2 separate regions of the Mus musculus genome follow, and region 1 is linked to region 2. The links are chromatin loops, found by intact Hi-C in ENCODE. Cell type or tissue: left cerebral cortex. All regions are shown on one strand. Each heading gives the region's core, and the rest is flanking DNA. Links, peaks and the distances in the headings are about the cores only.

What was found. A loop is a pair of places that touch in the nucleus more often than their neighbours do. Peaks named below come from ENCODE experiments on the same cell type or tissue, not always from the same donor. Only the 100,000 strongest peaks of a DNase experiment are listed, where the experiment ranks them.
Region 1: it touches region 2 in a loop (2.6-fold over the local background); 2 of 42 quality-filtered maps call a loop at or near these places.

Annotation. Positions count from the first base shown.
Region 1 is chrX:58,375,772-58,381,146 of GRCm38, forward strand. No RefSeq gene overlaps it. Among named protein-coding and RNA genes, the nearest start is that of Gm25851, 20 kb to the left of the region's middle. In left cerebral cortex, for the core only: a CTCF peak has its summit at 2,350 (motif pointing left); a DNase peak (open chromatin) is centred at 2,363.
Region 2 is chrX:58,026,558-58,031,932 of GRCm38, forward strand. It overlaps Zic3 (zinc finger protein of the cerebellum 3), which reads left to right and starts at 4,071. Exons shown (of 3, transcript NM_009575.2): 1 at 4,071-5,375. The coding sequence starts at 4,624. RefSeq lists enhancers at 3,874-3,904, 4,047-4,076 and a cis regulatory region at 3,886-3,894. In left cerebral cortex, for the core only: no CTCF peak of the experiment used is centred there; DNase peaks (open chromatin) are centred at 3,207, 3,997 and 4,962; H3K4me3 peaks cover 1,698 bases; H3K27ac peaks cover 222 bases.

The sequences.
Region 1 (5,375 bases), core at 267-5,266, 350 kb after region 2:
GAAAGTATTATTTTAGAATGGATACAGTGGCGCACCCTTGTAATCTTGGCTTTTAGGAGGCAAATGAATCTCTCTGAGTTTGAGGCCAGCTTGATCTACATAGTGAGTTCCTGGAGAGCCAATGATACATAGTGAGACCCTGCCTTAAAAAAACAAAGCAAAACAAAAAAAAAAAAACAGTCATTTGTTTTACATTTATAAGACTGTTTGTGATAGCCCAGGAGGAAAAAAAGGATAAAATAGAAAATGCAGAGTATGAAACAGGCACTTAAGGGCATAGCCTTTGGGACATTGACATTCAAAGTTTGATGAAGTGATTAATCATGGTAGAAGATAAAAATAAATAGAGTAGAGAGGCAGGGTGATGAACAGAAATGTTTTTACCACAAAGTGGTGGAAATTAAAGGTCATTGCCAAAATGGTAAAGGTAAAGACCACACTGTAAGTTTGACATTGATTTATGGGATGGCATACATTTACAGGGAATTTAAAAGAGAATGGATGATTTGGGGAAAAAAAAAAAAAGAGGGCATCCGTTTTGAAAGTTTCTAAGACTGTGGATGTCGGCCAGTGGTAGTGTTAGAGAGCTTGCCTTCACATGTATGAAGTCCCAGGTTTCAGTCCCAGCAGCGTGAAGAATGTTTAGTAATATAATGTAGGCTATTTCACGAATGAGCAAGAAGTAAGATTCTTTAGACCACTGTTGGTTACATTAGATCATGGTGAGTAAGGACGATGTGAGAATGTGTACTGGGTGGCAGTAAAACCCAATGCATAAGTAAAGCATCATAGCTGAAAACCTTGAAACACATCAGGGTAGACTCAAAGACTTAAAGAAAAAGACTATACAGAAAAAGGTAAGAGGAACTGTATTGGGATGCTACAATTAGTTAAGACAGACTTTGGAAGATAAAACTAAGACAAAACAATAAAAAAGAAAAGGAGATTGAGCAAAGATAACCAAAAGACTGAGGTGAAAGGGACAGAACTAAAGACATCTATATTTTATACACTGGCAGTTTGAAAATTCAAGGGAGAAGTCAGAAAGCAAGTTAGGGTCTTGCAGCAGTGTTGCAAATTGGAACGTAAGGCTACACAGTGGGGGTCACTCTGTAGGATGAGTTGTCTGAGTGTTCACTACAATCTTTATAGGCGGGAATGAGTGGAATAATAGGTATGGGGCATTTTTATTGCACTTAGCACAGTAGTATCAGAAAAAGATGAAATAAAGGGAAACAGATTGTTATTGGTTACAGAGGAAAAGGCATTCAGCAGTCTCAGTCTATAGACTGCTAGAAATGTAGGCCACAAGGAGTGAGTCCAGTGGAGTGAGGGAGTGTAGAGTCAGAAGGCTCCTGTTGGAGATAAGACAGTGCTTATGTTCTACAGCTTGGTGGATCACAGCTGATGCTCATCACACTTGCATAGCACAGCGAAGCTTTCGCAGAGGAATCGTGTCGATGTTCGAGGGCAATATGAGCATTTCTTGTCAGTTGAGGGGACAAAGAATGGTAGTTCAGTTTGTTGAGTGAGTAGTTACGTCTCACATAAGAAGTTCTGAGTTCCTTCTTCAGCATTGCATACAACTGGGCATGATAGTGTATGTGTGCCATCCAAACACTGTCTGGGCAAGGGTAGAGGCAGAAGAAGGAGTGCAAAGTTAGCCTCAGCTATAAAATAGAGGCCAATTTGGGATACATGAATACCTGGGTTTTGTGTATGTGTGTATTTGTTTGTTTTTGTTTTACCTTTTGTGCTTTTAAGTCATAGGATACATGCTGTTCAGTGGCAGTGCCAGCCCAGGTTTTTTATTTTTTATTTTGTTCTTGGGTTTTCTTTTTCTTTTTTGATTGTTTTAAAGCAGATGCTTGTCTTAGTAACTGAAAGGTAGGCCAGAGACAAAGTTGAAGATGTCAGATGCCTGAAGACAGAGGTGCCTCATGCTGAAAGTTTGGCAGCTGCCTTCAGCTCTCTGCAAAGCCCTGTTTATTGTTTTCCCTTCCTGTTTTGATTTTTACTAGCCTTGCTATTTTCCCTTATGAATGAGATGTAAATATTAATCGAGGCAATATTAATTAAAATACCTTAAAAGCTTAAAACCATGGCTAGAATATATACTGGCTGAACATATGTGCATGTAATAGTATCAATATTGAAAGCCCCTGCTGGGAAAAGCCATTGCAAAGGATTTTTAGCAGACTTACTTCTGGGATCACTAATGATTAATTAGTGTGTATCATAATGTAAAGCAAATGTCACCCTAGCTACCTGGGGTTGTTGTCATTTGCAAGTGGAACAATTTCCTCTTGATCACCAAGAGTAAAATGAAAAGTGCCTGCCATCTTGTGGAAGGTGGTGGGTATCTCATGCTTAAAGAAAGCAAGTGAGTCTTCTAGGCATGTACTCTTGGGCTTTTCCCTCCTCTTTCCCATGGATGTGTTGTTTCCTATAGAGAAGTGTATTAACGATTAAAATGGAAATGAGCGCATCTCAATTAAAAATTGCACAATTGCATGTCCCTTGTCGTCACACATATCAAAGGTATTTAGCTCAGAGTAAGATGAACAGTACATTGCCATCGAGCGGCCGCTTCTTAAAGAATTGTGGGTTGGCTTGATCCACGTCAGTTTATTGGCTAGTCTCAAGAGAAATTATGGCTGAGTGAGAATTTCAGTTCTTTAGCTCAGAAGCGGAGTGTTGGCTACGAGATGGTGGAATGAATGCCAAACTAGCAGCTCATGGAGTTTTAGATTGTGGCAGATTTCTTGGGATGCTCAGGAGTTTAATCTGCTCCTCAGGGGCTTTCCAGTGGTTCTGCCCAGGGCATCCATCAGCTCAGTCGATTACTGTAACTCACTCAATCCCAGGAAAATGTGTGTCCTGGGGAACAAATGGTTATTCCTTAACTCCGATCACAATTGAGAAAACAATTGAACCAGTAAAGGCTGCTTGGAGGAGCCAACTGAGCAGAGCTGTAGAAAGGGAAAGGGTTTGGGAAGATCAGGAAAGCAAGGCTTTGCATAAGTGCCTTAACAGGTGGTTTTGGTCAAACAAAGGTGGCAGGGAGTCAAGTGTCTCATTCATTAAACTCACTTGTGAATTTAGGCAAAACAGTTTGGTCAGCTTGTAGACACAGACTCAGGCACTGCTGCTTGACAGATACTTTTTGAAAATCTGAATCTAATCCAGTTAGTATGTCTTGTCCCCAGTACTGTATTTTATAATTTGTCTCTGTGTCCGTCTGTCTCTCATTTTTCTATATATGTATATGTAAATATGCATTTATCTGTCATTAGTCTATTATTCTTTCTACGAATATATTTATACATTTATCTTTCGACCAACAACGTAATTATTGTTGTAGTTCAATAAACATTACTTTGTAACTTGCCATTCTGAAACTTTGGCTACCACCCATAAAACACCAAATTTGGCTTCTGGGTTTCAAGTGCATGTATATATGTTTTATAGGAAGTTATCTTAGTGATACTAATATAGACAGAGGTTATGTATTGAAATAAAAACAATGAATATTTATTCATGTATAACTTGAACAGTTTCTATCAAAACTCAGAATGGTTTTTTTTTTGTGTTTGTTTTTTGGGCCACATTTTTTCTTCTGTAGTTCTTTTAAATTTCATATATGAGTATTGTATTTAAATGGTTTCTCTTCTCCCTCTCCTCCCTCAAGGTCCTCCGGTCTCCCCTCTTGTTCCCTCTCAAATTCATTGCCTCTTTCTCGTTAAACACACACATAACTTGCTGAGCCCATCTAGCATTGCTTATATGTATATATTTTAGTATGTTTTTAGGGCTGACCACTTGGTTTTGGGACAAACAGGGGGCTCATCTTTGGGGATGTTTCTTCATCTCCCAGCCGTGATTTTCAGGATACATTTTTATGTAGGGGTATCTATGAAAATTTTCTGCAAAAATAATTACAAAGTAATCAAACAGAATGGAACTCTTTAATATTTCTTCCTCTGTCACTGGATTGGATATGAATAGATACCCCAAACTTGTATTTCTGTAATCATTAGATAGATGTGTGGAAGTATATGCTGCAATTTGGTCTAGTTTATAACACCATGTTACATCTACTTGCTAAGTAAACACTTAAGTGTTCAGTTATGCTGTGTATTGTCACAGTTTTACTATCAAAAAATGAAAGGAATCAGCTATGCATCCACTTAGTCAAACGTAGATCATTCGATGACACTTATTCCATGTTTTTGTCCCCATCCTTATACATTCAAGCTCAAGCATCTTTATTCCTTTTAGCCAGAAATGAGAACTACAAATCGGATTACTCTGATAGAATAATCCCAATGTTAGATAAAGCATCCTGTAGCAGTGCCATTTGGTCTTTACAGATGTGGATCTATAGTATATTTATGATAGGCAGTAAATAAGAAACTTAATATGCAAGCTGAAAGCAAAGGAATGGAGGAAAGTTTTCATTTTCAATTATACTCTTGACAAGGTGTGAATTTCATTTTATTTATTTTTAACATTTATTTATTTTTTCTGGGTATGAATTTAAATGCACACTCTCCTGAAATATGAATGTGAGTATGTATTTTACCTATAAGAATAAATGTCAACCGTGAGCATTTCAATTTCTAAAGGCACTTAGACTCAAGGAAAGAATTGGAGTTTTAGAAGCCAAAATAAGAATTCATGTTTTCCAGCTGAGATAAAGCTTTCTGATGGATGGAATATATTATAGGTCCAAAAAGTGCGGTGGTGAGAATAAATAAAATAAATTGCTTCCAAATTGCTGAAACAGTGTAATACCCCTCAGTCTGATTGTTAACAAGCTGCTGTTAAGGTTGTTCTAGGACCATTCAAACTGTGAGTCTTGGCTTTCTCTCCCCCAGCGTTACTGGATATGCATCGGTTAATGAGAGCACGTTCATTAAATGTTTTGCTCTTTATAATTTCAGGCTGCTGGTGACGGGAAAAATTGTATTATAATAGGAAGTAGAAGTGGTTGGTATAAAACCACTCGTTTCTTTCACTCTTTGGAAATGACTGAGTAGCTCACTTATGGTTATGCTACCCAGGAACACAGCTATTATACTTTTAACTCATTGCATTATGCTATTAGACATGGAACTATTATGCATTTCATTGATTTGTTAAAAGAAAATTTAAAACTACACGTTTGTATACTGAAGATTATATGCCAGACCAAAGAGTGCCACATTGACGGCTTTCCATACACGGATGTTTAGAAAAAATAATGAATCTATCAGCAAAGGACATTTCTTTTTCTGTAGATATTAGCTCAAGTCCCCTCTGTGTTTTTTCTTATTTTCTTTTGTGCTGTCCCTGGTTTGTAAAGCCCGGAGAGTCAACCTTTTCTAAATCAC
Region 2 (5,375 bases), core at 249-5,248:
TTTTTTTATTGCCATTTGCGGGTTTACCCCCTTTTCTCTTTCTTCTTCTTCTTGTTTTTTTTTTTTCTTTCTTTTTAAAAGATCTGGGACTCTGAAGAGAGGGTGGAGATTTATGTAAAGAAATTGTCATTTACCAGAAAAATAAAAATAACAACAACAAAAAAACCTTTGAAAAATGGTGAGTTTCAGGGACACGTTTCAACGAGAAATACTTTGTACTCCATTGGGGAGAATCAGGGGCACCAAATTCAGCGTCTTGGAATAATTCCCTTCCTGGATTCAAAGATTCATTTATTGAAATAAATCAGGAAGCATTGGCAGAACGGAAATCCGCTTGCTGGGTTTAAAGGGTCTTTAAAATGTTGTGAGTGTTAGATTGCAAGTCTTTTCTAAATATAAAACAGAAGAAAAGACCGCAGTGTTTCCCTTGGACTTAAAGAAAATTGCTAGGTCTCTGACTTAGGATCATTTCGTGTCCGCTACAGAATTTTTTAAAAAACACTGCATGATAACACAATGTGCGGCACATGTTTTGTTTTTTTGAGGCGACTGGAAGGGAAGAAGGGCAAAGTGCTGCCTACTGAGGCTCTGGGGTCTATGGAGAAGCCAGTTCTACCCTGTTGCCCCTCACAGCGGTCCTTTTTCTCTCTCCTCCTCCTCCAAGATAGGTTCTACAAAGACTCAGACTCAAAAGCCTTGCTCGTTTGGCAATGATAGGCTTCTCTGATTTTATTTATTGCTTTAGATTTGGGTATAAAAAATAATCTTTTCTCCCTTTACTGTTTGAACTCAGTGTGAGGGAAAGGATCCTATTATATTTCCTATCCATGCAGACATGTGGATATTTAGACCAGACCACATACAACTGGGGGACACATAAAAGAGATTTATTGGTTAATTTAGGCTGCCTAATACACATGTAAACCCCAGTAAGCCAAAGTTGCTGAGGGAGCTTCGGTTATAGTGGAAAATAAGAACCACGACCCAGGTTCGAGTGGTCCTGTCTGACGCCATGATTCCTTCCTGCACCTGGGAGAGGGGGAGGGGAGGGGACACGACTAAGAATGCTTTCCACCTCTGGCCCTAGCTTCTGTATGGGGGAAGTTTTTGCTCTTTCTAGTCGCCACTCGGCTGGCTCTTGGACTCAGCTCCCCAAAGCTCTAGGTCCACCCCCCACCGCAAGTCTTTCCCAGAGTCTCCTTCCAAAAAAGCAACTTGAGAGAGAAGCTGCAAGTCCTGAGAAAAGTTAACTTTTCTCTTGCCCAACAACACTGTGAGGCGTTCTGTGAGGCGCAGGGAACTTGATTTTTTTCATGCGGTGACTTGCTACAACTGGAGACATACTGCTTTCCATCGCGACTAAGAGTCAGGGCTTCCCCTCCCCAAATATGGAAACTCCCACCCATACCAACCACAACAGAATTCGAAATGGTCTCCTTGTGCCCTGCTGCTCATAGAGTCCCCAGTCTCATCCTTTGGGAAATATCTGGAACCCCTGAGCCTCACTGAACAACTGCACTCCTAAGGGGCCTGGCTGCCTTGGGAAGAGCTCCTCTGCCTGGGTTTTGGCCTAGCTGAACCGCCTCAGGTCTGCCCCTTAACTGGGACTCACCCCTCCCCCTTCCCACCTTCCCACTTCTCGGTTGATGATCTAATTGAATTATGCCTTTTTGTTCCAGGGACTGCAGAGCACGTGCTGGAGGCAATTAATTATCGGAATGTGGCCGCATCAAAACGGACACTCGGTACCCGGTAGGTCAGCGGCGGCAGCATCCCCTTGCCCTGCGTTCGAGACTCCTCCCCAAAAAGAGGAATGCTAGTCCCCAACTACCAACCCTCTTCTCCAAGCCATTGCCGGGTAGCTTGCTCAGACTTCCAATCCTTCTAGACCCTCGCTTATCCGGGTATCTGCAGGGACTGCCGGGAAACTCTTGCAGCAGCGGTAGCGGGACAGCTGCTTTCCCTGAGTCTCCAAGCTGACAGGATCCAAACTTTTTACTAAGCAGCTAGACGTCTTGGGGTGGTAGGGGTGAGGAGAGGTACTGGGATGCTCAGAAGGAAATTAAGGAAAAATAAGACAAAGGGAAAAAGGAAGAAAAGCAAACCAACCTTTTTTGCAAACCTGACTCCACGGAATTCATTTGCATGATTTAAGTATATTTGTATATTTCTCTAAAACTCCCCACTCCACCCGCAAAGAAACTCTGTAGAGGGAGAAGAGAGGTTTCTTTTTTTTTTTTTTAAGAGCTTGTTTTCGGTAAATGCAATAATTTAAAAGTCATCAGTGCACTCTCACCTTGCAATCTGGGGAGTGGGCTCTAAATGTGGAGTGAGATTGGGGTGAATTGGCTGTGAAGGGGTGACTTACTATAAGATGTGCCAGTAGCACCTTCTCTCCGCAAACTATCTTAGAAGGTGAGGTGTTGGCCAGATCAGTCAGATAGGAGGAGGGCAGAACCGGAAAAGCTGCAGTTCTAACGCGCTGCTTGAGGCGGTCTCTCCTGGCGCCTCTGAACTTGATCAGTTGTTGTTTGCTACAGAGAGATGGCGGCCAGGCTGTGAGCCTGCCTCAAGGCATAGACTTTTAGAGGCTTTGCCCTGCTTGGGATGTGACAATCCCAGCCACCTCTCAGTCTTTTCTTCCCACTCACTTTCTTCCACCCTTTGCTAGTGCTTTGCCGCACAAATCATGGGTGGATTTATAACCCTGCTTCTGGTCATTTTGTTCAGAGGGGGAAAAAATACAAAAAACAACAACAACAACAAAAAAAAAAAACAAAAACAAAAAACCTCTCACCAGGGGGAAGAGTGGTGGGTAAAGAGGCCACTCCAGCACAGTTCCCTGGAAAGCAATTCCTTGAGGGACTGACTGCTTCCCTGAGTCACTAGGTGCTTCACTGGATAGGCATAGAAGAGAGCAAAGCCCGGGATGTTAAGAGGGGAGGAAAATTCCATTCCCTGTTGTCCTTTTAACACTTCGGCATTTCAGAATGTTGAGTATTCAAAGCTTGTTGCTCCAGCCACACGAAAAGCACAGTCACTGTCTAGTATGTTTTTACTCTGTGTTTTGTATACATAGGCTGTGTTCTTACACATTAATTTAGCATCTATGCTTGTTTCTGGTATGTGTCTATATGCTCTCTGTGCTTTGTTTAGTGTTGATACTGTGTTGCTTACTTTATTTAGTATGTTCTGCGTCTTTCAGGAGGTGTGCTTGCTTTCTGTGTTTCATTCGTGTTTCCTGCTATTTGCTTAGGTTGTGTTGTACATGGCTGTTGTATTGTTGTCTGTTCTATCACGGGACAAGGGGATGTTGCTGAGAAGCAGTGAGTACAGCCGCTAATCACAGACCACACGGTCACAGTCTGACTCCGAATTACCGTTAGTAGGCTCTATGAGCTATCGTTTCTTCTAGTTTGGGCAGTGGACAGCTACCTCTAGTTTGGGGCACAGGCAGGGAAGAAACTGAACCGGCCTGGGTTTATAATCTAATGGGGTGTGGGGTGAAAGCCACAGCTGATCAGGAACACAGATTTGCCCCACTCATGCGGGAATTTGTTCTCGGTACCTACGGAAGGAAAACGTTCTCAAGGTGGTGAGGCAGCAGGGTCCCAAGTGGGTACCACAGTGTCTTCTGGACCGAAAGGGAACGGCAACGACAAGTATCTTCTTGGGTCAAAGAGTTTCTTTAGTCTAGGCGGGTACAGAGCGTGCGAGGGGTGCTTGCTGCCGGCTTAGAGCAGGGCCAAGCCAGGGAGAGGCTCAGCTCTGTCCCGCCGCTTGCGGAAGCCTGGCCCCAGTTCCCCACAGCCTCGCAAACCCGGCGGATCCCTTTCAGGGACGCTGAGCAGCGGCTGCCTCACCTGCCGGGCGCTCCGCAGCTACCCAATCAGCTGGGGTCGCCCGGCAGCGGCTGCCATGTTCTCCGCTTCGCGCTGCCAATCATTGTGTCGGTGGCCAATGGGCGACAGGGCCGGGGGTCAGGTGATCTCAGGCCAGCTGGCTCCCCATTGGTGCGCGCTGCCCAGCCTCCCGCTCGGTTTATGTGCGAGGAGTGAGTGATTGACTTTATCAGTCCAAGGACATTACTCTGGAGGTGAAGAGGCTTGGACTCGCGAAGCGAGCAGTGAGGTTCGAGCCTGCTTACTGCAGGCTGCCTGCCCTCTGGCCACGTTCCGCCTCTGCTTCTTGGTGCAGTTGCTCCTGAAAGCCGGGACCCGAGGAGCCTCTGGCCCCGTGGTTCCGCGCTCTTGAGTAGAGGAGGGGTGTCCGGGACAGGATTGACAAACCCCGCCCTCCACTTATTATTTTGCTTATTTTTCTTTGTGCGCTCCTGTTAGTTTGTTAAGCAGATTTAGTCCTAGAGTCTTTTCTCCTCCCTTCTCCTCCCTCCTCCTCTCCCATCGCCCTCCCCCCAATCCTTTTTCTTCCCCTCCTCCCTCCCGTCCCTCTGCAGGAGACTCTCGCAGCCTAGGAAAGTTGCAGCTCCGGGTAGCGCCTAGGGGGTCTCCAGGCAGTGTTCAACCGCCGCCATCCCTTTCCGACTACGGCCCTTCAGGGATCTCCTTCGCCTGCACCCTTGCTCACTTCGGCCGGATCTTCTGTGTCCAGAACACCCTACCTATGACGATGCTCCTGGACGGAGGCCCGCAGTTCCCTGGGTTGGGAGTGGGCAGCTTCGGTGCTCCGCGCCACCACGAGATGCCCAACCGCGAGCCTGCAGGCATGGGATTGAATCCCTTCGGGGACTCAACCCACGCTGCGGCCGCCGCCGCTGCCGCCGCTGCCTTCAAGCTGAGCCCAGCCACCGCTCACGATCTGTCTTCGGGCCAGAGCTCAGCGTTCACACCGCAGGGTTCAGGTTATGCCAATGCCCTGGGCCACCATCACCACCACCATCACCACCATCACGCCAGCCAGGTGCCCACCTACGGCGGCGCTGCCTCCGCCGCTTTCAACTCCACGCGCGACTTTCTGTTCCGTCAGCGCGGTTCTGGGCTCAGCGAGGCAGCCTCCGGGGGCGGGCAGCACGGGCTTTTCGCTGGCTCGGCGAGCAGTCTTCACGCTCCAGCTGGTATTCCTGAGCCTCCTAGCTACTTGCTCTTTCCTGGGCTTCATGAGCAGGGCGCTGGGCACCCGTCGCCCACAGGGCACGTGGACAACAACCAGGTCCATCTGGGGCTGCGCGGGGAGCTATTTGGCCGTGCAGACCCATACCGCCCCGTGGCTAGCCCGCGCACGGACCCCTACGCGGCCAGTGCGCAGTTCCCTAACTATAGCCCCATGAACATGAACATGGGCGTGAACGTGGCGGCCCACCACGGGCCGGGCGCCTTCTTCCGTTACATGCGGCAGCCCATCAAGCAGGAGCTGTC